5 separate regions of the Homo sapiens genome follow, and regions 1, 2, 3 and 4 are each linked to region 5. Evidence: chromatin loops called from intact Hi-C (ENCODE). Cell type or tissue: dorsolateral prefrontal cortex. All regions are shown on one strand. Each heading gives the region's core, and the rest is flanking DNA. Links, peaks and the distances in the headings are about the cores only. Region 1 overlaps HIVEP3 (HIVEP zinc finger 3). Region 2 overlaps LOC105378678 (a long non-coding RNA gene). Region 3 overlaps HIVEP3 (HIVEP zinc finger 3). Region 4 has its middle 26 kb from the start of SCMH1-DT. Region 5 overlaps HIVEP3 (HIVEP zinc finger 3).

Region 1 (5,753 bases), core at 559-5,558, 100 kb before region 5:
AAGGCCGTGGTCTGTGGGAGGAAGAGGCTGCACCATGGCTATGGGTGCACCACAAGTATTATTCAGACTGGTGTCACCTGTAGGAAGCCGGGTGATGCCTTTCCCAGCTGGACTGGGGACAGGTGAGGCGGGAATGAATAATCCTCCCAAAGGGCAATTGGGAACACCCAAGCTCAAACGTGGCAAGTGACTTGCCCAGGGTCACACTGTCAATTACTTGCAGGTGTGGGGCTGACCAGTTATGGAACAGGCTTCCTCTCCCAATCTCAGGGCCTCGGGTGGTCCTCGAGGTGCCGCAGGTGGAAGAAGAACAGGCCAAGGCAAATGCCTCCGGTACCCAGCACTGCCTGGTGCACAGTAGTGGTTGATCAGTAATTGTTGAACCAATCAGGGTTTCTGTTTGCTTGAAGGAAAGGGTAGGAGTGGAGGGTGAGTGACTGGGTGAATGGGTGCTATGAGGACAAAGGAGAGTGGAGTTTAGAGGTAGCACTAGTGTCGCAAGCCTGAAGGTTTACCAGAGACAGAGGGGTGAAAAGATGAGTGGGGCACTAAGCATATTGAATGTGAGAGCTGCTGGAAATGCAGGATTGGGGCGTGCTGGGTGGGGCAGGTGATGTGTGCAGCTGTGGAAGCTGCTACCAAGTCAAGGTGAGCAGTGCAGAGAGAGAAAAGCAGGGGATTAGAGACCAAAGCTTGAGGACTGAGTACAGGCATCTAGGAAGAAAAAGCTTGGATGGAAGAGTCAGAGAAGTGCTCAGACAGGTGAGAGGAGAGGTAGGGCAGGACAGGAGGATCAGAAAAGGGAGATTTGAACAGCCAAATCACCTAGGCCACTTAGTTTGGGCTGCTCTTTAGAATAAAGCCAGCTATCCTAAAAGAAACTATGTCATGGGTAAATAAAAATGTCAATCAAACTAAAACTGAAATCACGAGAAAAAATTTCTGTTTGCTTGAGGTTTGTGCTCCTGGCCAGCGTAGCTGCAGGTGTGGGAAAGCGAGTGGAAACTGGACCCACCTGTGCCACCTGTCAGGACAAGCCCTGCTGTCTTGCCTCTGTTCGGGCTCTGTTTGGCATGCCTCCCTGGGGTCGTTTCAGTGCTCCCAAGCCTTTGTCCTCTTCTCCTGTGTCTGCCTTAGCACCTTTCCCCCTTTCCTTCCATTTCTTTTATTCATTCAACAGATATTCAAAGGAACTCAGCTGCAGCCCCCAAACCCCTGCAGAGCCTGTGAGTCACCCACTAGAGAGCTTGAAACATGGAGATGGAGATTCCTAGACGTGCAAATTCAGGATGCCTAAAAGCAGGGAGTGGCCAGCCATGCCTAGGTGCTCACTGCAGCCTAATCTGAGCAGCCTCTCTGGGGCTACCTCTGCGAATTTCCTATTTTGGAGCTGCTCTACCGGGGCTGGTTGGGGTTGGGGGACTGAGGCCCAGGTGTCTGGGTGTTTATTCCATATGGCTCCAAAAATATAGCATTCGGACAGCCTCCCAGCTGACCTCCCTGGAGCCCTGGCTCTCCCTCTGCTGAGCCTACATATGCCACCAAACTCATCCCTTCCCCCACTCCTAACACCCATACCAGTCAGGTGACACCCCAGCCACCATCACCATCCTCATCCATCCTCAAAGAGGTAGGTCATCCTTACCTTCGGCCCTACTTAGACATAAGGGGCCAAGCACCATTCTGGGTGACAAAGCACAAAACACCTGCCTCTTGGAGTTACATTCTGGTAGGGAAATAGACAAACATATCGTCACTACACACACATGCACACTCTCTATAGACTGTATATTTTGTGAGATCTTAAAAACATAAGTGTATGTAAAATAAATGTAAATATATTATCTTCTTAAGTAACATACATAGTATGTGACAAGGTGGCAGTCAGGAAAGGAATAGGGGGCACGGGGCTGGCAGGTTGTCAAGGTTTTGAAATCAGGCAGTCAGGACGGGTGGAGAGTAAAGACCTGAGGGAGGCGAGGAGCAAGTGCTGGGGGTATCAGAAAAGAGTATTCCAGGCGGAGGCAAGATCAGCCTGCTGGGAACAGCAAGGAAGCTGGTGTGGCTGGAGGAGTGGGGGTGGGGGCACAGGAGCAGAGGAGGCTGGAAGGGAGAGGCAGGCACAACATCCAGAAGCCCTGGGAGGCCTGAGCAGAGGAGTGGGCTGTCCTGCCGAAGGAGGCTGTGGAGGCTGCCCTGGAGGGGGCGGGGGCAGCAGCCCGAGGCCAGCTAGGAGGCAGTGATGTGACAGATCAGGAGGTGATAGAGTCACACACCAGGGTGGCAACTGCGGGGGCCATGGGAAGGGGTCTGATTCCAGCTCCATTTTGAGGTCAAGCCAACATGATTTGCTGACAGATGGGACGTGAGGTATAAGAGAAAGAGTTCTGAGAGGGGAGCCAGGCTGACACATCTGTTCAGTCTTCTCTCAGACTAGTCAACTTCTTCAAGCCTCAGTTTCCTCATCTGGAAAATGGGCCAGGTGGATAGATAACTTCCAAGGTCCCTTTTGTCTTGGGAAACTCATCCTTGAGCTCAGGTCACTGGGGCCTGGGGTGGTCAGGGAAGGCTTTGAACAAGTGAGTAGAACTCGGGCTTAAGAAAGGACTTAGACCAGACACCACCGAAAGGGAAAGAACGGGACAGGGGCACCCAGGCAAAGGGTTGCAAGGCCTATGAGTGGTGCCCGAGGATGGCAGGCAGACGCTGCTGTCAGAGCACTGGGCCTCGGTAGGAGGCTGCCAGGAGCCACAAGGATGGGCACACCAGCTCCTCAACACTACGCCCTTTGGAATAAACCAGCAGGTTCAGGGCCCGAGCACATTTTGCAAACACTGAGGCCCTCAATTTTCAGCATTTTCAGATGGACATGCTTAGGCAGGAAGGAACAAGGCTTGGCTCCTGGCCTGGGGAGAGTTAACCTCCTGGCCCGGCATTGCATAACCGCAGAGTCTGCTGAGCGCAAGGAGACTCTTCTGTGTGGCAGCCAGAGTGGCAAGCCTGGTGGCTCCGGGCTCTGGCACCATCCCGCAGCGGAACAAACAGCCCTCCCTTCCCAGATAATGGCCCTCATTGAGCATTGTGTCCATGGCCAGCACCCAGCACAGGGCAGCTCAGCCTGGGTAAGTTTCCTCTCTTGGCTGCTTAGCAAAATATTTACACTACGCCTTTCTAGTAAGATGGTTCCTAGGAACCAGCAGGCAGAGAGAGCTGGGGAAATGCACCCACCAGTGACCCTGGTCTCAGCTTAGGGAAATGCTGCCACACACCCAATGACATGTGAGCCTGGTGCGGTCATTGCCCTCCAGGGCTCTTTTGTAAAAGAAGACACTGAACTAAAAGATGCTTAGAAGCCTGTCCAGTTCCAAAGCCATTGGCATCTTCTCTAATTAAAGAGTGAACTCCAGTTTCTTATGATGTGGGAGTAGAATTTGGCTGGTCTTTAATATCTCACAAAGGGTCTCTTTCTCAGGAAGGCATGTGTGTGATTTGGGAGAGGTGAAGATGAGAAGTCTGAATCCTACCTACTTGGTTCTCTCCCGTGCATCATGGATGTCAGGAAACACTGTTGATATCTCCTGTGCACTGTCAATGTCCCTCTCTGTGTGTCTTTGAATGGGGAGCAAGGGGCATAAGCCAGATCACCCCAGGCGGTGCCGCACTTTAAGAGGTATCTGGACCAGCCCTCAGGAGCATGCAGCCCTTGTCAGAGGAACTTTTGAAGAAACTGGGTAACAGAATACTTGAGAGACAGACTTGCTGTCCTCAACCACCCCAGGGGTTGTCTGGAGAAAAAGGGTCAGAGATGTTCTGTGTGGTCCTCGGGACAGAATCAAAACCAGTGAGTGAAAATGACATGGCTCATTATTAGGACGATGGCCCAAACAATAGGCCCCATAGGTATTTTAACCAAAAACACACACATTGATCCATGTTTCCACTTCTGGAAATCCGGCCTATGGAACAATGAATGCATCAGTCTGTAAAGATATGTGTATAAAGGATGTTTATGGCAAAATTCTAGTAGGAAAACTTACAAAAAATATACAAACTTAACAGTAAATTTAAAGGTATTCCATCCAAACCATGGTCCATCATTCAGCTGTAACAAGATTGAGACAGATCCTGTCTCTGTTTGGAAAGGCAGTACGGTAGAGTGGTTAGGAGCACAGGGTCTGAAGACAGACAGCCAGGGTTCAAATCCGGATCCCACCACTTACAAACTGTGTTGCTTGACCCTCTGGCCATTCACACTCCTCTTTGGTAAAGTAGGGATTGCAATAGTGCCTGTCCTTTAAGCTTGTTAGGAGCAGTAACTGAGTTAATTATGTGAGGTGCTTATAACTGTGCCTGGTACAGGATAACTGCTCACAACCTATTGGCCTGTAGCCTAGAAAGACTGTCCATGAGGAAGGCCGAGTGCTGAGGAATGTACATAGGATGATACCATTTTTAGAAAAACAAAAATTGAGCAGGTGCAGTAGCACAAGCCTGTAATCTGAGATACTCAAGATGCTAAGGCGGGAGGATCATTTGAGGCCAGGAATTTGAGACCAGCCTGGGCAACATAGTGAGACTCCATCTCAAAAAAAAAAAAAAAAGGCTCCCCATCTTCCCCACTTCCTATACCCTGTTTGAAAAAAAAAAAAAAAGTAATTGCTATTGCCTCAGGCAGTGAGTGGCCTCCTGAGAGCAGCCTCTAAGGAAGGCTGGAGTCTCAAATGGGAGCTTGGGTCAGTGTCCTTGGCAGTCCCTTCAACCCGGAGACTCTGAGACTCTGTGCGTCCCTCTTAGAAATCTCAAAGTACATCCTACCCTGCCTTTAACTGAACGGGATAGTCTGCTGTTTGCAAAAATATACATGCCAAGACACGTCCTTTGTGCAGGTGGGGAACAAAGATGTTGGCTGGGGGCTTAATTCTACAGCACTGCCCATTGCCCTGCTGTGGCATTCATCAGTGGAGCCCACATGGTTCCACTTGGGGTGCTCTAAGTTTCCTCCTAGACCCATGGGTTTGTATGAGCCATGCCAACCATGACACCATGACCTGTCTGAAATGGACTCCACCTTGGTCAGGTACAATGATGCTCAGATCCACCCACCACATGTCACAGGCTTTGGGAGTGGAGGGAGAGGTGACAGAAGCTCCCCACCTGGGGCATGTCTCTTGTGGAAATCAGTCATTTCTTCTCCCCTTTGGTTAAACCACTTGAGATGCGGTAGAGAGTGTCATCTTAGCAGAGAGAAAACACACTTGTTAAAGGAGTCTTGGAGTTATTAATATATTTAACAAATATAAAATATTTTCAAAATATTTCATCCAAGCAGCAATATTATGCATGATAATATAACACTAGTGAACTCACCACCCTGCTAAAAAAAAAAAAAAAAAAAAAAAAAAAAAAGACTTGTCAAATACAGTGGAAGCCCTGCATCGCTTCCACAATGTGGGTCCCTTTCTCCTGTGCTCCCAGGAGTGACCGTCATCCTGAACTCGGGATTACCATCCCATGATTGTTTTCTGGGTTTACCCTGCCCCCACCGGGCTTGCCCTGAGTTGGGTGAGGCCCTGTGCCTCTCTGCCCACAGTCTTTTCCTGTTAGACTCTTTTGGTGAGTTTCAGCCTTTGGTTACATCTAAATGTCCACCGGCCCTGCCACTGTTTCTGGGCAGTCTTGGTGCCTGTCCTGTCACTGGCCTTGTGGTCTTGCGCGAATCCCTTCTCTTCCTTGGGCCCAGCATCTTCACCTGT
Region 2 (5,753 bases), core at 437-5,436, 63 kb after region 5:
CTGACATTACATCCTTTATTAGTTATTTCAGTTTTCTGCCTCCCCACACTCAAATGTAAGCTTTTTGAAGGCAGGGCTTTGTCCGTGTTGTTCTTGTATCCCCAGCCACTGTCTGGCACACAGCAGGCACTGAATATGTATTTGTGCGCTCGGGATTTCTGGATGGAGGATGAGGGCTGAACGCAACTCTTGTCCCTTCCTCTCTCTCCCCAGGCACCCAGCCAAGCAGTCCCTAAGTCCTCTAGAAACCATCTCCTCCCCATCCCGGAGCTCAGAGCCCAGCCTCTCTAGGCCTTGCTTGGGACTTCTTAATCTCCAAGGCCCTATGCAAATGCCACCTCCTGCATGAAGCCTGTGTAGATTCCTCTGCTGTCACATCACGTATTCCTCAATCATAGCCCCTTTCACTCTGACTGCAGTTGTTCATTTATACGTGTGTACCACCCATCACCACCACTCCGGAAGAAAAGGTCTTTAGCGCTGAATCTCCAGGGCTTCTCTAGAGGTCAGAGTGGGGTGTAATATCAGAGCTCAGGAAAGTTTGTTGGATGAATAGAGGAGTAAGTGAAGAAATGAATGAATGAATGGACAAATATAAAAGTGAATGAATGGATGAGCTCCCCTATTAGTGAATGAGTCTGTGACGGAGCACGCAGATGCATGAATGAGCAAGAGAAGTTGCTGAGTGAATGAGTCAGTGACAGAGGGGAGGAGGAGAGAGGGCAAGATGAGGGAACCTGGGAAGGAGGGCCCTCAGCCTTCTCCAGCAGCACTGGCATTGGCCTGGCCCCGCCACTCCACAGCCCTGGGCCTGTGCTCCATGCCAGCCAGCCCCACAATGCCTCCTCCCAGAGACAGCTCTCACCGGTACTGCTCAACACATGCTCCCTGATGCTGGCCAGACCCTGTGCCTGGCAATGAATCAGACAGGGCCCTGCCCTGGGGCTCCTGGGACGGGGGGCAGACAGACAGCCTCATAAATAAACTGGATGCCATGCTGGGCAGACATGTGTTCCAGCAGAGTGGTGAGCTCAGGGTTGGCTCCGGTGCCCAGGGCAGGCAGAGCTGTTCTGATGTAGGAATCTGGGAGAACCTCAGGAAGAGGCAACTTCACAGCTAGGCCTGGAGGGAGGGGAGGGGTGGAGAGAGAGCTCTAGGGGTAGAAGGGACAGCATCAGCAAAGGCACAGTGGATGGAGGGTACAAAGAGAGCTCGGCAACTGCAGGGGACGGTGTGGTGGGAAAGGATGTTTAGGGAGATGGGGACAAGCAGTGAATGCTGGGCACAGGGGCCCTTTTGGCAGAGTCTGAGATGGGGACTGCAGCAGGATGTAGAGCAGAGTGGGGCACAAAGACAATGGGCTGGTGGCCATGTGTATTCCAGGGGGAAGATGGGAGGCTCCAAAGAAGTGTTATGGGGAACATTTCAAGGAGTTTCCAGGATGCTCAGGGTTGGGTCCTGTTACAGCTCTTGCATAATTAAAGACGTCGCCATCATCCTCCATGTCCAATGCTCATTGTGAGCAGCCTGAGGCATTTGGGGCCCCTAGACTAGGGAGATTATTTTGCAGTGAAGGAATACTTACCAGTTATTTTGCAATGATTCCGACCATGGAGAAGAATCTGGGGTTCCTAAAGCAAATCAGGGAATTTCAGAGTGTAACAGAAACCTTGAAACTGGGTCAGCTGATGCCAGGGATGCTACTAAACATCCTAGAATGCACAGGACAGCCCCAACAGAATCATCCAGTCCCAATGTCAATAGTGCCAAGGTTGAGCAATCCTGATTTGATAGATGAGCAGACCAAGGACCCTGGATCAAACGGGGTCCCCAATAATTATAATAGCTCTTCCATGTGCCAAGACCTATGCTGACAGCTGTACACCCGTGAGCTCCTGTAATCTACCCCTGCTTGATGGATGAGGAAACTGAGGATTAGAGCAGTCTGGGACTTGCCCAAGGTCACACAGCTAGAGGTGGTGGAGGCGTGGTTCCAACCCTGTTGGTCAGGCTCTTGGGCATGACATCCCACCGCCTCCCCTAGCACCTCTCAGCCGGAGAAGAGCAGGGATGTGGACCCAGGGCTCCATCCTCCAGGACAAATGCCCTCTCCACTGCTCTGTGCCCCTGGCCCACATGGGAATCTTGGGCTCCTTCACTGCAGAAGCAGAGCTTGGCAGCTGGGGACCTCGGTTTGTCAGGGACGCAGTGGGCGGGCAGGAAGCAGATCCCAGGGACATAGGGCCTTTGTCTGCCTGCAGTTGGGCAGGCAGGCCTGGGCTGTGCGGCCAAGCCCAGGGGCCAGCCGGGTGCAAACTCATTAGACAGCTGCTGAGGCTGCCAAGGAGATGGGAGCAATTACAGGGCTCAGCCCCAGCCAGGAAGTGGAAGCTACACTGTGGGAGTTGCTGAGCTCTCCCGCCCCCCACTTTGAGCCCAGTTTCCTGGGAGGCAGCTGCAAAGTTTTTCCTCAGGATGGTAACAGCAGCTCCATCCTCACTGAGCGAGCCTGTTATGTGCTGGGCCGGACACCTTATGCATCTCGCCCTTCGCCTCTAAACGCCCTTGGGAGGTTGGAAGTACTAACTCCAATGCATTCACATATTCATCCATTCACTCATTCAACAAATATCATTGAGTGCCTATTACCTGCCAGTCCTGTGCTAGATCCAGGGGATACATCGGGGAACAAAACAAATATCCCTGCTCTCCTGGAATGCATATTCTGGAAGGAAGAGACAGACAATAAAAAGAACAAATGAGAGAACTGTGGCCTGTGATCAGAGGTATGGAAGAAATGAAGGGTGGGAGGTGGGCCAAGGAAGGCCACTTTGAGGAGGTGACTTCATAGAGGAGGAACTGAACTCAGAGGAGGGAGGTGACTCAATCAAGGTCACACAGCTGTAAGTGAAGGATCCAGGCTTTGGTCCCAGGCCTGCCTGACTCCAGGCCTGACCCCGCTCTCTGTCTCCTGGAAGTCCCCCTCTCAGCTGGGGCCATTGCCACATGACACTTGGGTGTAACACTGGCACAGCGTCTCCAACTCCTACTCACACTAGCCTCAAGAGGTGGGTGAGCTTATCACCTCCATTTTAGAGGTGGGAGAACCGAGGCCCAGAGAGGAGCCAAAGCAAGCCTGAGGTCCCAGCGAAGGAATGAGAGAGAGTGGACTTGAAGTCTTTTGATCCCCAAACACGTGTTCCTTCTGCCATACCTTGACACTTCCTGGCTGGGCACTGCACCCACCCTAAATACTTAGTAGGCACACAAGAAATGCATTCGTGGATAGACCATGCGTCCTTGGGCAAGGCGTCCACTTCTCCATTAGAAAACGTGAAACTGATCCAGACCAGCTCTGAAATTCCCCAAGTTCATTCTATTCAATCAACGGACAGAGATGAAGGCAGGGCCCCATCATAGTCCAGTGGGTAAGAAGGTCATGCAGTTTAAAGTGGGTTGGTCAGGGAGAACATTCTAGCAGAAACAACAGATGCAAAAGCATGGAGGTGAGAGGTGAGAAAGAAAACAGTGGGGCTCACCCAGGCATTGTTTAGGACATGGAGAGCAATTTGGAACTTTCCCTCTGCTACCTGGATGAGGTCTTGGGCCACCATAGTCCCTGCACCATATCAATTCCAGCCCTGGCTTGAGTCTGACAGGGTTTGCAAAGAAGATGCTGAAACTAGCCCCAGATAGATCTGGGTTACCAGCTGCACACAGACTGTGACCTTGGTAGGAGACTACTCCCCTCACTCGACCTCGGCTTCCGTATTGATTAACTAAGGATGGGTATCAGAGCAAGTCAGGACCGTAATAAAAGGTAGGGTTTATGAGTACTTCATGTCAGGCAACAATCCCTTAATACAGTTAATGTTATTACCCTGGTTTACAGATAAGAAATCAGAGGCTTAGCGAGGTGGAGTCACTTACCCAAGGCTAGTGACTAGGAAATAGGCCAATGCGGATTCACCCGCAGGACTATCTGACTCCGGAATCCTGCTCCATAACAAAAAGCTGCCAACTTGAATAAGTGTTCATGACCTTTGACCTGGGCCGCAATCAATCCCCAGGACTTTATCCATAGGAATGAATCCAAGAAAGCCAAAAAGATGTTCCCTGCAGCCATATTTACAATATGGCGGATAATCAGAAGCAATCTGTCTGTCCAACCACAGGGCCCTATTCGCTTTACAATTAGGCAGCTTCAGAGATTGGGGTTTATTGAGCACTAGCTCTTTCTCAATACTCTGTCATAATCCCCACACCAACCCTGTGAAGTGGGTGTTGCTTTCCCCATTTCTAGACAAAACCTCTAAGTTCAGAGAGGGTGAGCGATTTGCGAGAGTACACAGATGGTGACAGACATGGGTCTGTTCACAGCCACCCAAAGGTAGAAATGGGGAGATCTGTTCTATGAGGAAGGAAGCTAAAACTCAAGAGAGGGTGAGGGGGCCTCTGCTCAAGGCCACACAGTTGGTGAGCAGGACAGTTCGGGTTTGACCTCAGGCACTGGGACCCTGCACTCTGGGACCACATCCTGCACTGCAACTTCCCACTGGGAACACCTGGATGAGTCACTTAGCTTCTCTAGGCCTTGGTTCCTCGTCTGTAAAATGAGGATAATAATGTTCATGGCATAGGGTGGCTGTAGCGAGGATTAAGTGAGTTTCTGGCCAACAGTAATGGCATCATGTAAGCAGAAGCACGTCCAGGCTTGGGGTGGAGAGTGGTTTTATGTGATGGTGTGGTTGGGGGTGAAAGAGAGGCTGGGGACAGGGTGGGTGTGAGAGAATTTAGGGGGACAGAAAGAGGCCATGAGAAGGGCTTGGCAGTCTCTGTGATGATTTTCAGAGGCCTTTTGGTTTTTTGTTTGTTTTTTGAGACGGAGTCTCGCTCTGTCCCCAAGCTGGAGTGCAGTGGCATGGATCTCGGCTGACTGCAACCTCCACCCACCAGGTTCAAGCGATTCTCCTGCCTCAGCCTCCTGAGTATCTGGGACTACAGGCCCAGCCACCACGCCCAGCTAATTGTTTGTATTTTAAGTAGAGATGGGGTTTCACCAGGTTGGCCAGGATGGTCTTGATCTCTTGACCTTGTGATCCACCCACCTCAGCCTCCCAAAGTGCTGGGATTACAGGTGTGAGCCACCACGCCAGGCCTTCAGAGGCCTTTTGTATGCTGCCCCTTTGACTGTGGCCAGGCCTTTTATCTGTGGACCAGGCCTTTTGCTAGGGTTACCCCTACCCAGAAGGCAGGCCTGCTACAGTGGTTCCAGCTCCAGCCCAGGCTGGCCTCACTGGAAGGGACAAGGCATGTTTGCTGACTAAAGGATTCGGCTCAATCTTTCCAAGACTTTCAGAGTTGGGAAGACAGTAAAGGTCACCTCGTCCACCCCATTCCTTTCCGCACAGGAGAGCAAGAGCTTATTCAGGGTCACACAGGGAATAATGTCAGAGCCAGAAATGGAATCCAGAGTCCTGTCACTCAGGCCTTTTTCCAATATGGCACTTAACCAGGAGGAGCCTTGCCTCTGGTCCAGCTTTACAACCAGCTGTGGGACCCAGATTCAGGGGCTTATGGCTCAGCTGATGATCTCACAAGGTTGGAGGAGCATTAAATTGGATAATAGATGGGAACTTGCTTGGAAAGAAAACCAGTGGAAATGTGGAGTGAGGCTGGGGCCTCCCTGAGGCACAGCACAGAAGGGTGGTGGCAGGGAACACACAGATGTGGCATGAAGGGGCTGCAGGGAG
Region 3 (5,753 bases), core at 309-5,308, 260 kb before region 5:
ACTCCTCTGTAGTCACTTTTCTTTTTGTAAAATTGTGGTATGCATTAAAATGTTACTATTTAGCCTTTTTTTTTTTTTTTTGAGATGGAGTCTTGCTCTGTTGCCCAGGCTGGAGTGCAATGGCTTGGTCTCAGCTCACTGCAATCTCCACCTCCCCGGTTCAAGTGATTCTCCTGCCTCAGCCTCCCGAATAGCTGGGATTACAGGTGCCCACCACCACGCCCAGCTAATTTTTGTATTTTTAGTAGAGACAGGGTTTCACCATGTTGGCCAGGCTTGTCTTGAACTCCTGACCTCGTGATCCACCCGCCTTGGCTTCCGAAAGTGCTGGGATTACAGGTGTAAGCCACCATGCCCGGCCCCATTTAGCCATTTTTAAGCATACATTACAGTGGCATATTCACATCATTATGTGACCATCACCACCCTCCAGCTCCAGAACTTATTTTGCCTCTCCAAACTGAAACCCTGTACCCATGAAACAGTGATTCCCTTTCCCTTCTGCCCACAGCCCCTGGCAATCACCATTCTGCTCTCTGTCTCTATGAATTTGACTACTCTAGGTACCTCACATAAGTGGAGTTATACAGTATTTGTCCTTCTTTTGTGACTGGCGTATTTCTCTTAACATAATATCTTCAAGATTCACACATGTTGTAGCACATGTCAGAAGTTCCTTCCTTTTCAAGGTTGAGTGCTATCTGGAGTGTGCATATATCCATGCCACATTTGGTTGAACGATTCATCCATCAAAGGTTGGACGCCTGGGTTGTTCTTGCCTTTTGACTATTGTGTCACACTCTTCTCCATCCTGGGCATTTCCCAGTGCCTAGAACATTCTTTGCTTTTGAGGGGTTTCTGGTATGGGTGGAAGGCTGACTCCTTATAATGCATAGAGATCACCTGGGAGCAGAGGAGAGACACCTTAGAACAGCAGGAGGTGACAGGAGAGCTGAGACTTGAAGAGCGACAAGTGACAGAAGGACATGGCAGCAAAAGAAATAACATGTGCAAATGCTCAGAGGCAAGAAAATCTTGGTTTCTTCCAAGCCTGCAAGTAGCTAGGCCTGGCTACAGTCAAGGAGGCGTATTGAGGAGCAGTGGATATGGGGCCCATCATTAAGAGCCAGAACACCTTTCTCTATCCCATTGACCCTGGGAAACCATGGTAGGGTTTTCAGGAGCCTTTAGAAGGCAGAAGAGCTCCTTCTGTGGCCATATGGAAGATGGTCTTCAAGTGAGAAAGACTCCAGCTAGAAGGCCAGAGGGAGATTGTTGCCTCAGTCTAGTGAGAAAGAGCGTCTGAACTATGGCAGTTGGCTAGAAAAGAGGCAGCCATTTCAAGAGCCCTTTAGGAAGTAGAATAGACAGGACCCAGGAGCCATTTGGATGTGATGGACTTATTTCATTTCAGCAGCAATTATGGAGCTGGGTAAGGAGATCATTAAGAAATGGCATTTAGGGTTTAGTGTGGAATGAGCAGGAGGGAGGAGCTGGGAGTGACTCTGAGGCTTCTAACATGGACAGCATTGTACATTGTCACAATGATAACTTTCCCCACCTGGTTGTGTACACTGGTAAGATAGGGACCCCTTCAGGCATGGTCTGGTCCAAGCATGGATTTTACTCAAAAGGGAAGACAAGCTCAAAGAGGTGCTCAATCCACCCAAATGCACACGGCCTTCTCATTCCTCTGGTCAGCCAGCTATAAAACCAAATGAAATTTCTCCACTTACTGCACAACCCTGTTTGTTTTAAGAGATTTTATTGCCAATTACCACTGGGAGATCTAGAGACGTTAACAAAATCACGAACAATGGGGGAACAAGAACTTGTAATTAAAATTCTCTGTTTTTGTTACTCCTGCTCTTCATTCAAATGTCAGTGGAGCTAAGTCAGTAGCATTCTTTTCTTTCTCAAATGCTTGTCTTGGTGGCCTCTGGGGAGGTCATTCCTGTTCTTGTCTCAGGAATCAGGCCTGCACTACCTTCCATGCCTGGCTTAGCATAGCCTTCCTCCTTGCTCACCAGAAGCCCCTAGGTGCATGTTTGTGAGATTTGACCTGGTTGCTGATCTGGGCTGTTCAGACTCCCGAGCCCCAGACAGAAGCAGCTTTGCCTCCCTTGGGTCAGCTGGCACCTCCAGTTCGGTCCTGCATTTGTGTCTATTCACTGGTTTGACCTCTGTGGGGCAGGAAGGTCCTGCCTTATCCTTTCCCCAGAGCCTCCTGCAGGGATGTCAAGGGGCCTGCTCCAATCTGCAGGTTTAGGAGGTGGGCCCTGACCATGGCCACTTTAAGACAGGCAAGGAGCATCCCCAGAATAAACCAGCACAACCAACTCAGCCTCAGAACAATCCTTGCCCTGCCCTGCTCTGGCTCAGCACTCACCTGGCTCAGGTCTGACTTGTCTGGATTTGGCCATGGGTGTCCTGACTCTCTTTTCTTCACTACCCCTTGGCACTGGCTTTCAGCACCTGGTGCTCCCTTTGGCACTTGACACCCCTGCCCCCAGCCTTGGCAGAGTGGCCAAGGCCCCACCCCCACGCCCCACAAATCCCACGACTGGCCCAGCTCTCCCCTCACTGCGGTGGGCCTCTGCACAACATGAACTGGCTGTGGCCCACCTTGGCCCCCACTTTGAGACCCTGAGCGTCTGCTCCCCAGTCTTTTTGTCTCTCCACTTTGGTTCTCTCCTCCCTGATCATTGATCTGCAACCTCGTCCCTAGCAAGGTTGGTTCTTCCCATCAGTGAAGCTGCCTGTCCTGGGCCAATCTCTCCGTGATTTGTCATTGTCATTTAATTTACCCTTTTTCAAACCCTGTGGGGGACAGATCATGATCTCCTTGTGGAAGTGAGGGAAATGAGGTTTAGAGAGACTAAGTTAGTTGCCCAAGAACACACAGCTGGGGTGCACATCGGCATCTGTCTGACCCCAAAGCCTGTGCCCTTTCCACTTTCTCCCCATGCAGCAAGCACCCAATTCTGGTCACCCTTCCTGGTAAGGAGGGGCTTCTGGCCAGGTACGGTGGCACACGCCTTTAATCCCAGCACTTTGGGAGGCCAAGGTGGACAGGTCATTTGAGGTCAGGAGGTTGAGACCAGCCTGGCCAATATGGCAAAACCCTATCTCTACTAAAAAATACAAAAATTAGCCAGGCATAATGGTTTATGCTTGTAATCCCAGCTATTCGGGAGGCCGAAGTAGGAGAATCGCTTGAACCCTGGAGGTGGAGGTTGCAATGAGCAAAAATCGTGCCACTGCACTCCCGCCTGCTGGGCAACAGAGGGAGACTCCGTCTCAAAAGAAAAGAAAAGAAAAAGAAGGGGCTTCTGTCACCTTAATATTTTTTCATGAATATTTGCTGAGTACTATTCCATATGTGCTTTGCACATGTAACTCATTTAATCTCACAATAGCCCCTGTGATAGGCACTATCATATCCTCATTTCCAGTTGAGAAAACTGAGTCACCAAGAGCAGTTTACCCAGGCTTCCCCAAGTAGGGAATGGCAGAGTTGGGATCCACCCAGGCAGCCTGACTCCAAAGCCCAGCACTTTAACCACTCCACTGCAGACACCTCTCATTGGTGCAAGGAGAGCGTGCAGAGGTGGAGAACAGAGAGATGCACCTGGTTGGGGGACAGCAGGAGGGGGTGGGAGGAAGGCAAGTGATCCAGGCAGGTGGGCACCATCTTGGGTTGGAGGGCAGGAAGCAGCAAGCTGAGGCCCAGGCCCAAAGATGCAGGAGGAACTGATGGGCCCAGCTGCTGGCATGAAGGTATGAGGTATGGAGTAGGCCCTTCAGCCACACTGGTCTCTCAGCGTTCCTGCCTCCAGGCCATATGCATATGCTGTTTCCTCCACCTGTGATGCTCTTCCCTCAGATACATGCCTGGCTTTCTCCCTCTCACCCTTCCTATCTCTGCCCAGATATCTCCTTCTTCCAGAGATCTTCCGTACCACCCGATGTAACATAGACCCCTCATCATGCTCCATCTCCTTACCCTGTTGTATTTTCTTCTTACCACTTACTGCCAGATGATACATATTAATTCACCTCCCCTCTAGCACATAAGCTCCCAGGAGGACAGAGATTGGCCTGTTTTACTCCCTGGGATTTTCTCAGCCACCAGGACAGTACCTGGCTCATAGTCCTGCCCAATAAACATTATTTACAGAGGGAATAAATGAATGAAGCGAGAGCTCAGCCCCTAAAACTATGTCAGAACGGGATCAACTGTCAGGCTGACCTGCCCCGCCCTCCAGCAACAAGATTGGATCCCTGAGCCTGGGGCAAGGCTGAGCCTGTACCTGGGGACCAGTGAGTCCCAGCTGCACTCCCAGGTATTCAATGTCATTTCAGGTGCTCTTATCAGGGACCCGTGGTAGCCAGAGGACTGTGATATGCCAAGCCGGGCAGGCTCATGGTGAGTGTCAGGAACCCTACCACCAGGGCCTGGAGAGCCACCTGAACTACACTGGGACACTGAGTTTCTGCACTACTACAAGAGAAAAGCAAGTTCTACTCTCTTGCCTTGTCAAATGGGGCCACTCAGGAGGTACCTTGTACTGCTGGGGCAGAGCAGATGCCATCCACTCAAACGCCAGGAAATGACAAGCACCCCCTCTGCTTGTCCCCTCTTCCTTCGTTCATTACCGAAGATAAGGAGAAAATCAACTTTTCGGTCAATGAAGTGCGTGCAACTAATGGCATCATCTGCTGTCTTTGAGCCTTTGCTGTGTTTACCAGAACAACACCCCCAGGAGGACAGGGATTTGGTTGGTTGTGCACAGTGACTGGCACATAGTTGCTGCCAAGAACCCCCGCCGATTGAATAGATTTGTTGAAAGTGTGACGTTGCAAGCTCCACCACACCATGCGTGAAGCACGCGGTAATCTGATGCATACCACTATTCTGGGGCCACATGATACCTTTTACCAAGATTCCATTAGCAACATCTGCGCTCTTCCCAGAGGGCAAGGAGCTGGGTGGACTACTGTGCGGATTAAATGCATGACACACGTGGGATGTAGGAAAGCGCCTGATACTAAGAAGCCCCCAGCAGATGTTTGCTTTTAGAATTGGCAGCTACTGTTCCCATTTGAGAGATGATGACAGGCTTGGTGAGGTCTAACCGATGAACTGCCTTGACTTTTAACCCAAAGCTCTTTCCTCTGCACACACGGAAAGCGAATGCATGTGAACTGTTATATGCAGTTTTAGCTTAATCAGATCAGGGTGTGAACCTCCCCAGTGGGGTGTTAGGCTATATAATAGTTAAATACCGTGGACCAGGGACTTGGCTTCACTGGGTGGTGGGTTTGGGGGTTTGAAAGAGGGCCTGTGCCTCTGTTGGTCTGCCCCATGAGGCCTGGAGCTGGAGGGTCAAGAGAGCCCTGGGCACACAGCCGTGATTCTGAAAGCTGACAAATGCCCAGTGTTCCTGCAGACAGGCTGAAGAGATGGGGCTGCGTGGCCGGAACAGCTGGGTGGAGGCTGGTGGCAGGAGGCAGTGTGAGTCCCCGCTTTGTTCCTGGGTAGTCACGGGGACAATCAGAAGCATAGAGAAGCCCCTTTCCTTTCCCTCTGGGCTGCAGCCCAGCATTTGGAGCTTCCTGCTTGCCAGCCAAGGAGAGCCTCTGGGAGAGCCCCAGATCAGGCTCTGCACCCAGGTTGGCAGGCGACCAGCACCCTAGGCTGCCCAGCTGAAGCCAGGACCTCTTTTCTCCCACGGCCCTCCTGTTGACTC
Region 4 (5,753 bases), core at 229-5,228, 250 kb after region 5:
ATCTTTTACTGGCTTTTCTCCTTTCCTTGCCTCACATCTCCACTTCTTCACTGCACTTCCCAAATTAACTACTAGCATCCAAATCCTTCTCTTGGGTCCTGCTTTTGGGATACCCAAACTAAGACAGCAAAATAACCATGGCTCAAGCAAAATACAAGTCCATTTCTCTCTCATGGAATGGTCCAGCACTAGGAAGTTTAAAGCTAAGAGGGCAGTTTCGGCCGGGCGCAGTGGCTCACGGCTATAATCCCAGCACTTTGGGAGGCAGAGGTGGGCGGATCACAAGGTCAGGAGATTGAGACCATCCTGGTTAACACGGTTCACCCTGTCTCTACTAAAAAAAAAAAAATACAAAAAATTAGCCGGGCGCGGTGGCGGGCCCCTGTAATCCCAGCTACTTGGGAGGCTGAGGCAGGAGAATGGTGTGAACCCAGGAGGCGGAGCCTGCAGTGAGCCGAGACGGCACCACTGCACTCCAGCCTTGGGGACAGAGTGAGACTCCGTCTCAAAAAAAAAAAAAAAAAAAAAAGCTAAGAGGGCAGTCTCATAAAAGCCATCAAAACCCAGGCTCCTTCTATCTGACTTCTACCCTATAGTCCAAGATGGCTGCACCAACTCCAGCCACCTCGTGTATTTTTCAGATAGCAGGAAGAAGGCACAAAGAATAGCACACTCCCCTGCTTAAAAGACATTACAAGGAGGTTCCACAAGACTCCTGCTTATACTCATTGTTCAGAACTCAGTTATATGCCCGAATGTAGCTAAGTGGAAGACTCAGAAATTTTTTTTTTTTTTGAGACAGAGTTTTACTCTTGTTGCCCAGGCAGGAGTGCAGTGACGCAGTCTCAGCTCACTGCAACCTCCGCTTCCTGGGTTCAAGTGATTCTCCTGCCTCAGCCTCCCAAGTAGCTGGGATTACAGGCACCCACCACCACACCCAGCTAATTTTTGTATTTTTAGTAGAGAGGGGGTTTCACCATGTTGGCCAGGCTGGTTTCAAACTCCTAACCTCAGATGATCTGCCCACCTCAGCCTCCCAAAGTGCTGGGATTACAGGCATGAGCCACCACGCCCAGCCAAGAAATGTCATTTTTAACCCAAGTAGGCATGTGCCTAGCTGAAAGTTAGAGATTCTATTACTAAGGAAAAAGTGGAATAGACACTGGGAGACAACTGGCATTCTATAGAATGCCAAGCAGTTACGAAACACAGAGTAGAGACTGACAGACTGTTATGTAGGAGTTCCAGAACAGAGGGAGTGCAGGAGAAGCAAGATTACAGAAATAAGGACTGAGAATTGTCCAGAATGAGAGAAAGACATTGCTTAGATTCAAAATGCGCACTCAGTGCTGAACAGAACAAATAAATTTACACCTAGACCCAGTGTAGTGAGACGATAGCACATCAAGAATAAAGAGAAAACATCAAGGCTATTGCAGTAAAAAAAGGCATTACATGTAGAGGAAAAGTAATTACTCATTTATCAACCAGCAAATATGTATTAAGTGCTTTCTTTGAGTCAGGTCTGTTCTAGGGATGGCCATCCAGTCCTGACCTAGACAAATAAGTTTAAATGTCTATCATTTATTATTAAATAGAGATTGAGGCCCTTAGAGAAAAAATACAGCAGAGCAAGGAATAAAAGTGATGGAGGGTGGGAGTGGGTAGGATGTCTTAGGGAAGATGCTCAGGGGAGGCCTCTCTGTAACATTTGAGCTGAGACCTGAATGAAGTGACGCAGCAAGTTATGCACATTTTTGGGGAAGAGCATCCCAAACAGAGGAAAGCAAGTGCCAAGGCCCCGAGGTGGAAATGTACTTGTTATGTTCAAGAAACAGCAAGAAGGCCAGTGATCCAGCAGAGTGAACAGGGGTAGCAGAATAAGCGGGTTGTCTGGAGAAGGCGTCTGAGGCCAGATCTTATGTGTGGAGCCTTGGTGCAGCAGTGCGTTGGTGTCAACTCAGACTGGCTCTGTCTCGATTCTTTACATCCCTTCTCAACTCTGAGCTCAGTGATGTTACCTTGGAAGCTTGAAATTGGCCATGGAGGGAGAATATGCACCACAATTAGCAAATGCTACATATCAGGGCTCTCTGCCTCTGAGAACTGGTTGTTACCAGCACAGCACCGCTCATAGCTGTGGTGAGAAATTCAGACATTGTTCAAATTGGAATCAGAAGCATTGGAGTGTTTTGAACGGCAAAAAGGCAGAATACTGCCACTTGGTTTCCTTCTCACAAGATCACTGTAGAGAACAGAGCCTAGGGTGCAAGAATGGAAGCAGGGAAATGGATTAGGAGGTTGTTGGAGTGGACTGGGTGAAAAAGGAATGGGGACAGTCTAGGAAGGCCATGAGGAGGAGGCAGTTTTAATCTGGTCTTCTATTTTCTGGTACGATCTCCCTTACATCCTGTTTAGCCTCTGTTGATAGACTGATTCCACTGGCTGGGAGGAGCATATTTTCCTGGAAAGAGCATGGGATTTAGAATCAGTGGGCCTGGATCTACTTCTCAATAGTATCCCTTGAGGAAATTATTTAACATCTTTTGAGTCACAGTGTCCTGTGTGTAAAACTGAATACCTGAAAAGGTGGCTGTGAAGACTAAATGAGATAAGGAGTGTAAAATTCCCATTTATCCTTTGGTGGGGCAGAGCGCCCTCATCCTCAGCCCACCAGGGTCCCTCATGTAGACTTCATGCCTAGAAGCAAAAAGAATGAAACTGCCAGGATCAGATTCCCCGGGGCTGGTCGCCGGTCTCTGCCTGTTCCCAGGTGGGCCACCAGCGCCACCTCGTGTCCAGTCTGGGTTCTTGCAGGCCAGCCTTTCCCTGGATGATTTCTTGATCCTGAATCACCTCCATTGCCAGATGGAGCCAACAGTGCATGAAGTGTCCTAACATTCATCGTCTGACCTGCCAACAAAGCATGCTCTCTGCTCTCCTCTGATCCTCCTCTGCATGTCAGTCTCACCTCCACATCCAGATTGTAGAGGGCACACGGCCTGTGTCTTCAGCGTCCATTCCTTTTACTTGAGTAATTACTTTGTGCCACTCATTCTGACATAATCCTTAAGGCAATTATATCCTTATTCCTTTTCTGGAGAAACTGAGGCCAAGACATAGAAAGTGACTTGCTTAAGGTCACTGGGCAAGCAATTGAGGTAAGATTTGATTCCAGGACTTCTCAATGTAAACCCAAGGTTTTTTTCCACAAAAACATCCAGCACAATGTGGGTACCCAGAAGATGCTCAGTGGATCATTTCATTTTTTAGGCTTTTTAAAAGAAGTGAGCAAAAATAACTGAACAGGAGCCAGGGGACCCACCCTCAGGACTCAGATTCAAGCTCTGTCTTTTACAACTTGCTGAATAACCTTGGCTGGATCTGGGTCACTCTGTGGCCTTCAGTACCGCATGAGGAAAGGAAAGGGATTAGACTAGGTGATCCCAAAGTTTCCCTCAGGTCCTGATGTTCAACAATTGCAAAGTTGAGGAGAGGGCTCTAGAAAGGGGTTAAGATTGTGGGCTCTGAGGCCACTGCTTGGGTGAGTCCAGGCTTCACAATAGCTATGAGGCCTTCAGCAAGTTATTTATCTCAGCCTCCGTTTCCTTGTCTGGAAAATGAGGATGATGAGAGTAATCATCTGTACCTCATAGTGTTGCTCAGTTATCTACTAGACCCTCTTAAAACTGTGCTTGGTACATGGTAGGTAATACATTTGTGTTCATTTTTCAAAAATATTGATTCTGGCTGGGCGTGGTGGCTCACTCCTGTAATCCCAGCACTTTGGGAGGCCAAAGAGGACAGATAACTTGAGGTCAAGAGTTCAAGACCAGCCTGATCAATATGGTGAAACCCCGCCCCTACTAAAAATACAAAAATTAACTGGGTGTGGTGGCACGCACCTGTGGTCCCAGCTACTTGGGAGGCTGAGGCATGAGCTCACTTGAACCCAGGAGGCGGAGGTTGCACTGAGCTGAGATCACACCACTGCACTCCAGCCTGGGTGACAGAGTGAGACTCTGTCTCAAAAAATAAATAAACAAATAAATAAATAAAAATAAAAATTCTACCTGCTACCTAATTCTATTTGTTTCAGGTAACATAAAAGTCTTGTGCATTACAAGGTTGGCCACTGGTTAATTCCTGCAAGCTCCTGGACAGTCATGCATCTAGCCACAGATAAGGTCATGTGTTTGATTCCACATAGTATCATCTGGATTACAACATAAATAAAACCTGAAAGTCTTAAGCCAAAATGAGGATCAAAGACCATTGTGTTCTCCTAAATTCCATCATTCAAGATATCCTGGAAATTTCTAAGACTTGGATCCTAAACCAGGCCACTCTGAGCCTCAGTTTTCTCACTTGCAAAACTGGGAATTGGACTGGCTATTTATGAAAGCTGCTATTATGGGCCCGGCACTGTGATAAGCTTTCACACAGCGAAATCAGAGTATAGTGTGCACTGACAAAGGGACAAGGGACCCCTGCCCTCTGATTTGGGTCACTGTACTTCAGGAACTGAGGTTGGGCAGTGGAATGGTGCATCCTCTCTATCCTGTTCCTTGGGATATCTTCCTAAACGGGTAAGTGGGGAGCCTGGAGACCTTGCTAGGTGATGGGACAAATCCCTTCTCCTCTGAGAATCACAGGCCTCTAGGGCAGCCCAGCCCAGCCCAGCCCAGCAGGACTTTCTAGGGTGATGGAGGTATTCAATATCTGTGCTGTCCAATATTGCAGCCACTAGTCACCAGTAGCTTCTGAGCACTGGAAACATGGCTAGTGCAATTGAGGAACAGAATTTTAAATGTATTTACTTTTAGTTAATTTAAATTTACATAGACCGTTGTGGCTACTGGCTATTCTATCGGATAGAGCAGCTCTGAGATATTTGGCTTTGAGAGCATCCTCCTGGAGAGATGAGGTAATTGAGACACAATTGGACTGAGTGGTTTGCTTAAAGGTTTTCAGTGACTCTGTGACAGAATTGAAACCAGAACCTAGGTCCTTCTTATTCCATAACAGGCCTTTTTCCTCACATCACTGCTAGATGTGGAGACATCTAACATTGCTCTACAATAGCACCACACTTTTCTACAGGTAAGTAGTTAACCTTGACTGCAATGCTCTTCCTACCCACAACCATGCTCTTTCTGCTGGGTAAACTCCTACCCATCCTCAAGACCCAATTCAAACATCATGACCTTCTCCCCATTCCTGGCAGTTCCTTGCTCCCTTCCTGTCCTCCTGCAGCATTTTGTCTGGTTAGCTGTCGGAGCACTTACAATGTAATTGTCAATTTATTTATCTCCCCAACTTGACTAGAATTCCCTAAAAGCACAGATGGTTTTTTATTCTTCCTATCTCCAGAACGCAGCACAGGAGTCTGGTCAACAAACGTGTGGAATCAACATACTAAATATACTACAATGTACAGACTCCAAATAAAAGCAGACCTATCCCAGAAGATAAGGGAAGTGTACCAACCAATCAGAATGCCTGGGTTCTGTTTATCATCATGCTAAATTGCTGTGTGACTATGGGTATATTGTGTCCCCTCTTTGGACCTGAGGGGGTTGGACTGTGCCATTTCTAAGTAGGGCAAGCCCCAGCCCCTCTACACTAATGACCCCAAGGGAGTCCTGGCTCAGCAATTTGGGCAGGATGAGATGGAGCCTCTGGGGGAGGTTACTGGGTATGGTGGTGGGCGATGGCCAGCACACTGTGGCCGGCACAGAAGCAGCTGCTTG
Region 5 (5,753 bases), core at 502-5,501:
CAGGGCAACAGTGAGCACATCACGGTTTGGGAGTAGCTGCTGGGCCCAAAGGAATATCCTGAGGCATCTGGCCTGTGTTCTTCTGGGGCAGGCTGGGATGCTCTGCCTGTCCTTCCTAGAACGCTCCTGTCCACAGAGCTGTGTGGCCTGTGAAATGTTGTGCACCTGTTGGGGAACTGAAGCTGTTGCTACTGTTCCCTGATTCCACAGAGCTGCTGCCTCCACTCTTCAGCTTGTGGGCTGGACCTACAACTTGGGGCAAAGTCAGCCTCCCCTCTGAGGGCTTTGTAGGCATGGAGCAGGACAGAGGCCTTGCCCAGGCCTTCCCTGAACCACCCTGGTCCTGTGTCTGCACTGTAGATTGGCCTGGGGAAACTGAAGGCCCAGAAATGGGACTTCTCTATGGAAACCAAGCTTGGGCCCCCAGCCTTGTGGCTCCTGAGTCCCTGGCTAGTAGACTTCCCTACTCTCACCTTCTGCCCTCTCGCCATGCCTAATATTAAATTTGCCCTGGTTTCTCTACCTACACTTTAGAATTCTGCCCTGTGAGCTGCCCTAGAGGTGTCCTCAGCCAGAAGGGCATGCTCAGTCCTCACCCGTCATGCCGGTCAATGGGAGCCTCCCACGTCATCCCACACTTGAGATGGCCAATAGTCCTGCCTGATGAGTGTCACCAGCTACTAGGGCCAGACTTAAATCAGAAGCAAAAAAAAAAAAAAAAACCTATTGCACTTGAGTTGTCTTTTAATTTCTTTTTTGTTTGTTTTTTAACCAGCATCTCACTTCCTCATTATACTGTCTGTCCCCTCACAGCCCTCGCCCACCCCACCTAGCTGCTGTGCACTGCCCTGAACAGCAGCTGTGGCTACACTTCTGGGCCTGAGCACCGGGGCAGAGGGATACCCCAGCTCCTGCCCAGCCCTGCAGCTGGCAGGGCCTTGACTGGCCTGAGAAACCATGGCCTGCCGGCCAGGTGCTACCTCCATGAGCCCTGGGTCCGCCCTGGCCTCCTGCCCCATAGCAGAGCCTAAGTATTCTCGTTTCTTTCTAGGGAATCTGACTAAGCACATGAAGTCGAAGGCCCACAGCAAAAAGTGCCAAGAGACAGGGGTGCTGGAGGAGCTGGAAGCCGAAGAAGGTAACAATTGCCAACCTTCTCCGTCCCCTTTCCCCTTGTCCGCTTTCCCTATCCTCCTCCACCTTTCCTGCTTGCCTTCCCTGCTTCCTTTCTGTCTGCTTTGCCCCATTCCCCCTCCTCCCCTCTCTCCCTCCAATAGCTTCACCTTCAGTTCTCCCAAGTATCAGACAAAGGTTAAATTCCCTGAATGATCGAGCCACCTCCCCACATGCTGATAGGATATGCTCTGCAGCCCTAGCTATCATGCATTACCATCTGCCATGCAGGTGGAGCGCCTGGCACCCATGGGTGCTCAGTGAATGTTTACTGAATAAATGCACACAAGAGAACTTACAGCCAACGTTGATTGAGTGCCCACTATGTGTCAGGCGGGTTCTAAATGCATGCCCTGAATTATCCCAGCCAACCCCTCATAGTGACACTGTGGGACACATACTCTCCGAAGCTCCACACCCACACTCCTGCCTACACACTCTGGCATGGGCCTGACACATGGGCCTTTTGGAGCTAGGAGAGTTTCAAAAAAGCCCAAACCAGACCTGACAGCCGCTTGTCACCTCCCAGCCCCATCCCCGTACACACCCCGGCCATGGTGGTCAATCCCCAGGAGGCATCTTAGAGTCAGTCTCTGAGAAGACAGGGCAGAGGAGTCGAAGCCAGTGGGTCTGGCTGAGCACTGCCCAGCCTCAGCAGTCAGGCAGGTGGCCAGAGGGGCTTTGGTGGTGGACGGCAGTCCCTCCAACAGAAGGAGGCTGGAGCCATCTCGCCAGCACCAAGCAAAGCAGGAAGCATACTGATTCCCTGAAATCAGCCCCAGGACTTAGAGTGTGACAGAGAGGAGTGTGTATGCACGCACTGTGTGTCTTGTTCTGTTTTTGTTTTTCCAATTTGGGGATGTATTTGTGGTCTTACAAAAAAGAGTTAAGTCATATTTCCTTTTAGGTGGAATAAGTCATTTTTATAGAGGAGAACACAGTGAACTTGGGGCTGTTCCCCCCCAAAGCTAGAATGGGGTTCACTATGCTTGTCAAGGATACACTGGGCCATATGCACATGTTGTCTCATTGAGTCCTCAAAACAGGTGGCAGAAACTTGTGTCACTCATGTTAAGTCAGGGAAGTCAAAGCTCAGACAGGTAAAAATAGCCCAAGGTCACACAAAAACCCTGGCTGCATGCCAGTCCACTGCCTGGTGGGCTGGACCAGGGGAGCCTGAACCTAAGCCAGAGCCCTCCCCTGAGGTCCCTGCCCTGCCCCAGCCTCATTTTCCCAGTGGAGCAAACGAGGATGCTCAGAGCCACTTTTCGGAGGACGAAATCCATGCATTCATTCCAGAAGTAATTACTGGGCACAGTCTCTGTGCCTGGCTCTGTTCTGGGTGCTGGGGGTTCCGCAATAAATAAAACAGCTCCTGCCCTCAGGCAGTCGGCATGGCAGGGGAGCTGGGCAAGGAACGATGGTGGAGTAGAGCAGGGGCCCTGCCTGTGAAGCCAAAGAGAAAGCAGAAGAGCCAAGTGAGGGCTGGGGCCCGTGGGGAGGGCCGCTGTGCTAGACAGGGCGGTGTGAGCAGAGAACCCACCCGGAGGAACCGGGGTCAGGAGCCACGTGGGGTCAGGGAGGAGCTCTCCTGCAGAGGGAGCAGCAGGTGTGGGGTCCCCGGGGGCCACGGCGCTTGGCCCGCGTGCTGGAGCCCGCTGGACGCGGGGGCAGCCGGTTCAGAGAGAGCTAGAGCCTGAGGGCTGAAGGGCATGGGGGGGTGCCCTGGAGCGGAGGAGAGAGGCAGGGCGTCCTCTGGCCTGTGCCGTGGGCGCGGGGAGCACGGGTGTGCTCAGGAGGTGGAAAAGCGGCGGGATTCTGGGGAGGTTCCGGAGGGAGAGCCCACAGGCTCAGATGACCCCATATGGGGCAGAAGAGAGGGGGAAGAACGAAAAGGAGCCATGGAGGACTCCAAGGATTACGGCCCAAGAGACTGAAGGATGGAGTTTCCACTTCCCGCGACGAGACAGATGCCGGGGGGAGCGGCAGGAGTTCGTGTCTGTGGGACGCGAGGTGGCGCGTGGGAGAACTGCCTGGAAGGAGCCAGGCGCCCCGGCCCTGCCCATGGTGCTGGCCAGGCTGGGCGCTAGCGCCACCGTGTGGCCTCTCCCAGCGGCGCCCGCCGCGCGCTCAAGCTCTCTCATTTGTGGAGCGTTGGCCTGGATCCCAGCAGGGGCGGGGCCGCCCAGCCAGGGGCATTCCCTCAGCGCCCTGCAGGAACGCAGATGTGGAGGCCCCGGCCAGCCCCGAGCTGGGCAGGGGACTCTTGGCTTCCAGCATTCATGCACTGAGTGCCCAGGACGGGCCATTACCCCCACTGGGTCTCAACTTCCACATTAGTAAAGAGGATCTTTAGGAGCCCTCCCTGCTGGACATCAGGAGACGCTGGTCCTGACTCTCCTTCACTCCTAACACTACCCCTGTGACCTTCATCTGCAAAATGCTGACAATCCCACCCCAGCTACCTGCCTGCTGAGACTGGGGGGACAGGGTATCATGGGATGACAGGAGCTGAAGTTTATTGGGTACTTACTGTGTGCCAGACCCTCACAGTCCTCTGAACAGCTTCCTAGAGTGCTTTTATTGCTACCCAGTTTACAGATGAGGAAACCAGACACACAGAAAGTAAAGTATCCAACGTCACACAGCAAGGAAGTGGTAGTGCTGAGATTCAAACCCGACCATTCCCTGCTTCTTAGTGCAGCACATCATTTTTAAACTGTCAGCGTAATAATGCAAGGGCTGTAAACCTTAGTTCTGACTCAGCCACCAGCTCTCACTGGGTCATCTGTGCCTGGATTTTGCTGTATGTAAATGAGGGGCAGGGCCAGGTGAACAGGTGTTGAATTAGGCCCCTCCCAAAGTCCTAGGCAAGGGAGGTAAATGCCTGGGGCATAACTACAAAGTTCACCCCCATCCCCAGCCCTGCTCTCATCCTAATCCTTCATTCCTCCTCTGGTCTCATCACCCTGCCTCTAGCCTCAGGGGCCTCCTTTTGCCTGCCAGCCCCAGCTCCACCCCATAGCTTTTGACCTACATCCGGCTGAATGCCCACTTTTGTCCACTTTGGACATCTGACTGCTGCATATTGAGTGACTTGGAAGTGCTAGTTCCGGGCTTTCTGGCCCCGGGGCAGCTGGGCATGGTTGAGAGCCAAAGCCTAGCTGCCCCAGCGGCCTGAGTCAGTTTCTGTGCCAGCCCTCCTGGTCAGGTGGGTGCAGTACTGATATGTGTGAGCGATGGGGCTGGCTGGCCAGCTCAACCCACCTGTCAGCAACCTCACTCTGCAGACCAGAAACAGGTTCCAATGGTCTAGTGATGGGCCAGCGAACAGGCCAGATGTTAGCGGAGCTCTCCCCAGCATCCGGATTGCTGTCCATTTCAGAGATGCCCAAACTAGACTCCTGACATGTTAGAGGTGACCCGACTGGTTGGGGTCATCCCAGAGGAATCAGACCAGGAGGCTAGTATTCCAGAGCCCTAACCCCCACTTTTAGACTCTATTCAATAACTCTGTCATTATTCTTATAGTCTGTTTAAGGAGTGCAAGTGACCTAAATGTCCAACAATATCTGAAACAAGTATCACAATTTTGTTTTTTGTTTACTCTTGTGAACAATTGCTTCCAAGTCACTCAACATGCAGCAGTCAGATGTCCAAAGTGGACAAAAGTGGGCATTCAGCCACATGTAGGTCGAAAACTATGGGGTGGAGCTGGGGCTGGCAGGCAATGGGAGGGCCCCGAGGCTAGAGGCAGCCTGGACTTCAAAAGGGCAGTGGCTCCTCAGATAAGAGCGTGGCTGGGATGGGGACCTGCTCTGCAGCCTGAGGCCAGCTTAGTCAAGCCGCCCACAGAGGCCAGAGTCCGCCACCTGCCAGATGCCATTGTGCCAGCCACCGGGAGCCTGGTCACCGTGGCAGATGTGTGTGTACACTGACCACGGATGGCTCTGTGCTGCTGGACCAGCCAGTGTGACTGCCCTGTCCTGGAATAACAGATTTCATCATTAATGTATTAATATGGTAGCTATAATTATTTTTAAGCCCTCAATATGTGCCAGGCCTTCATTTTAGTCCTCCTAGAAAACCTGGTGAGGTGAGACCATCACATTCATTCGACAAAGGGGGAGACCAAGCAGAGCAAGGTGGTAAGTTGCCCATGGTGAAGCCAGCACTGAGATGCTAGTGAAACAAACAAACAAACAAACAAACAAACAAAGACTGTCTTCTTTGCTATGGCTCAATCCCAGCCCTACTGCTGTCTTCCATGGGCAAGTTACTTACTTTCTCTTACCTCAGTTTCCTCATCTGTAACATGAGGATGAGAACAGTACCAGCTTCACAGGATTCTCTGAGGTCTAAATGAATAAATATACCTAAAGCTCTCAGAACTGAACATTGCACATTCTAGGCATAAGGGAATTATTGTTCATTATTATTTACAAAGCGCTCCCATATCTGTTACGTTTCTTGGTTGTCCCAACAATCTTGTGCCCTTGCGATGGCTATTTTGCCCAGTCAGCAGGCAAGGAAACTGGGGCTCAGAGAGGAGCAGCCGTGTGGGCAGTGGGGCCAAGGCC

What was found. Peaks named below come from ENCODE experiments on the same cell type or tissue, not always from the same donor. Only the 100,000 strongest peaks of a DNase experiment are listed, where the experiment ranks them.
Region 1: it touches region 5 in a loop (3-fold over the local background); 2 of 110 quality-filtered maps call a loop at or near these places.
Region 2: a loop joins it to region 5, with 5 times the contacts of the local background. A loop is called at or near these places in 3 of 110 quality-filtered maps.
Region 3: it touches region 5 in a loop (5-fold over the local background); 5 of 110 quality-filtered maps call a loop at or near these places.
Region 4: it touches region 5 in a loop (2.4-fold over the local background); 23 of 110 quality-filtered maps call a loop at or near these places.

What each region holds. Positions count from the first base shown.
Region 1 is chr1:41,615,469-41,621,221 of GRCh38, reverse strand. The region is part of intron 3 of HIVEP3 (HIVEP zinc finger 3); the gene reads left to right. The region is part of intron 1 of LOC128125817; the gene reads left to right. Among named protein-coding and RNA genes, the nearest start is that of EDN2, 130 kb to the right of the region's middle. In dorsolateral prefrontal cortex, for the core only: no CTCF peak of the experiment used is centred there; a DNase peak (open chromatin) is centred at 3,001; H3K4me3 peaks cover 698 bases; H3K27ac peaks cover 1,394 bases.
Region 2 is chr1:41,451,149-41,456,901 of GRCh38, reverse strand. LOC105378678 (a long non-coding RNA gene) reads right to left here. Exons shown (of 6, transcript XR_007066029.1): 3 at 2,650-2,725; 4 at 1,586-1,631. Among named protein-coding and RNA genes, the nearest start is that of EDN2, 31 kb to the left of the region's middle. RefSeq lists an enhancer at 5,269-5,753. In dorsolateral prefrontal cortex, for the core only: a CTCF peak has its summit at 2,312; DNase peaks (open chromatin) are centred at 931 and 2,271; H3K27ac peaks cover 798 bases.
Region 3 is chr1:41,777,060-41,782,812 of GRCh38, reverse strand. The region is part of intron 1 of HIVEP3 (HIVEP zinc finger 3); the gene reads left to right. Among named protein-coding and RNA genes, the nearest start is that of HIVEP3, 140 kb to the left of the region's middle. In dorsolateral prefrontal cortex, for the core only: a CTCF peak has its summit at 3,295; no DNase peak of the experiment used is centred there; H3K27ac peaks cover 390 bases.
Region 4 is chr1:41,265,391-41,271,143 of GRCh38, reverse strand. No RefSeq gene overlaps it. Among named protein-coding and RNA genes, the nearest start is that of SCMH1-DT, 26 kb to the right of the region's middle. RefSeq lists an enhancer at 2,633-2,927. In dorsolateral prefrontal cortex, for the core only: CTCF peaks have their summits at 2,594 and 2,796 (motif pointing left); DNase peaks (open chromatin) are centred at 1,884 and 2,763; H3K27ac peaks cover 421 bases.
Region 5 is chr1:41,513,787-41,519,539 of GRCh38, reverse strand. HIVEP3 (HIVEP zinc finger 3) reads left to right here. Exons shown (of 9, transcript NM_024503.5): 7 at 1,052-1,138. Among named protein-coding and RNA genes, the nearest start is that of EDN2, 32 kb to the right of the region's middle. RefSeq lists an enhancer at 733-782 and a silencer at 3,188-3,367. In dorsolateral prefrontal cortex, for the core only: CTCF peaks have their summits at 3,039, 3,247 (motif pointing left) and 4,266; DNase peaks (open chromatin) are centred at 3,259 and 4,289; H3K4me3 peaks cover 1,700 bases; H3K27ac peaks cover 2,294 bases.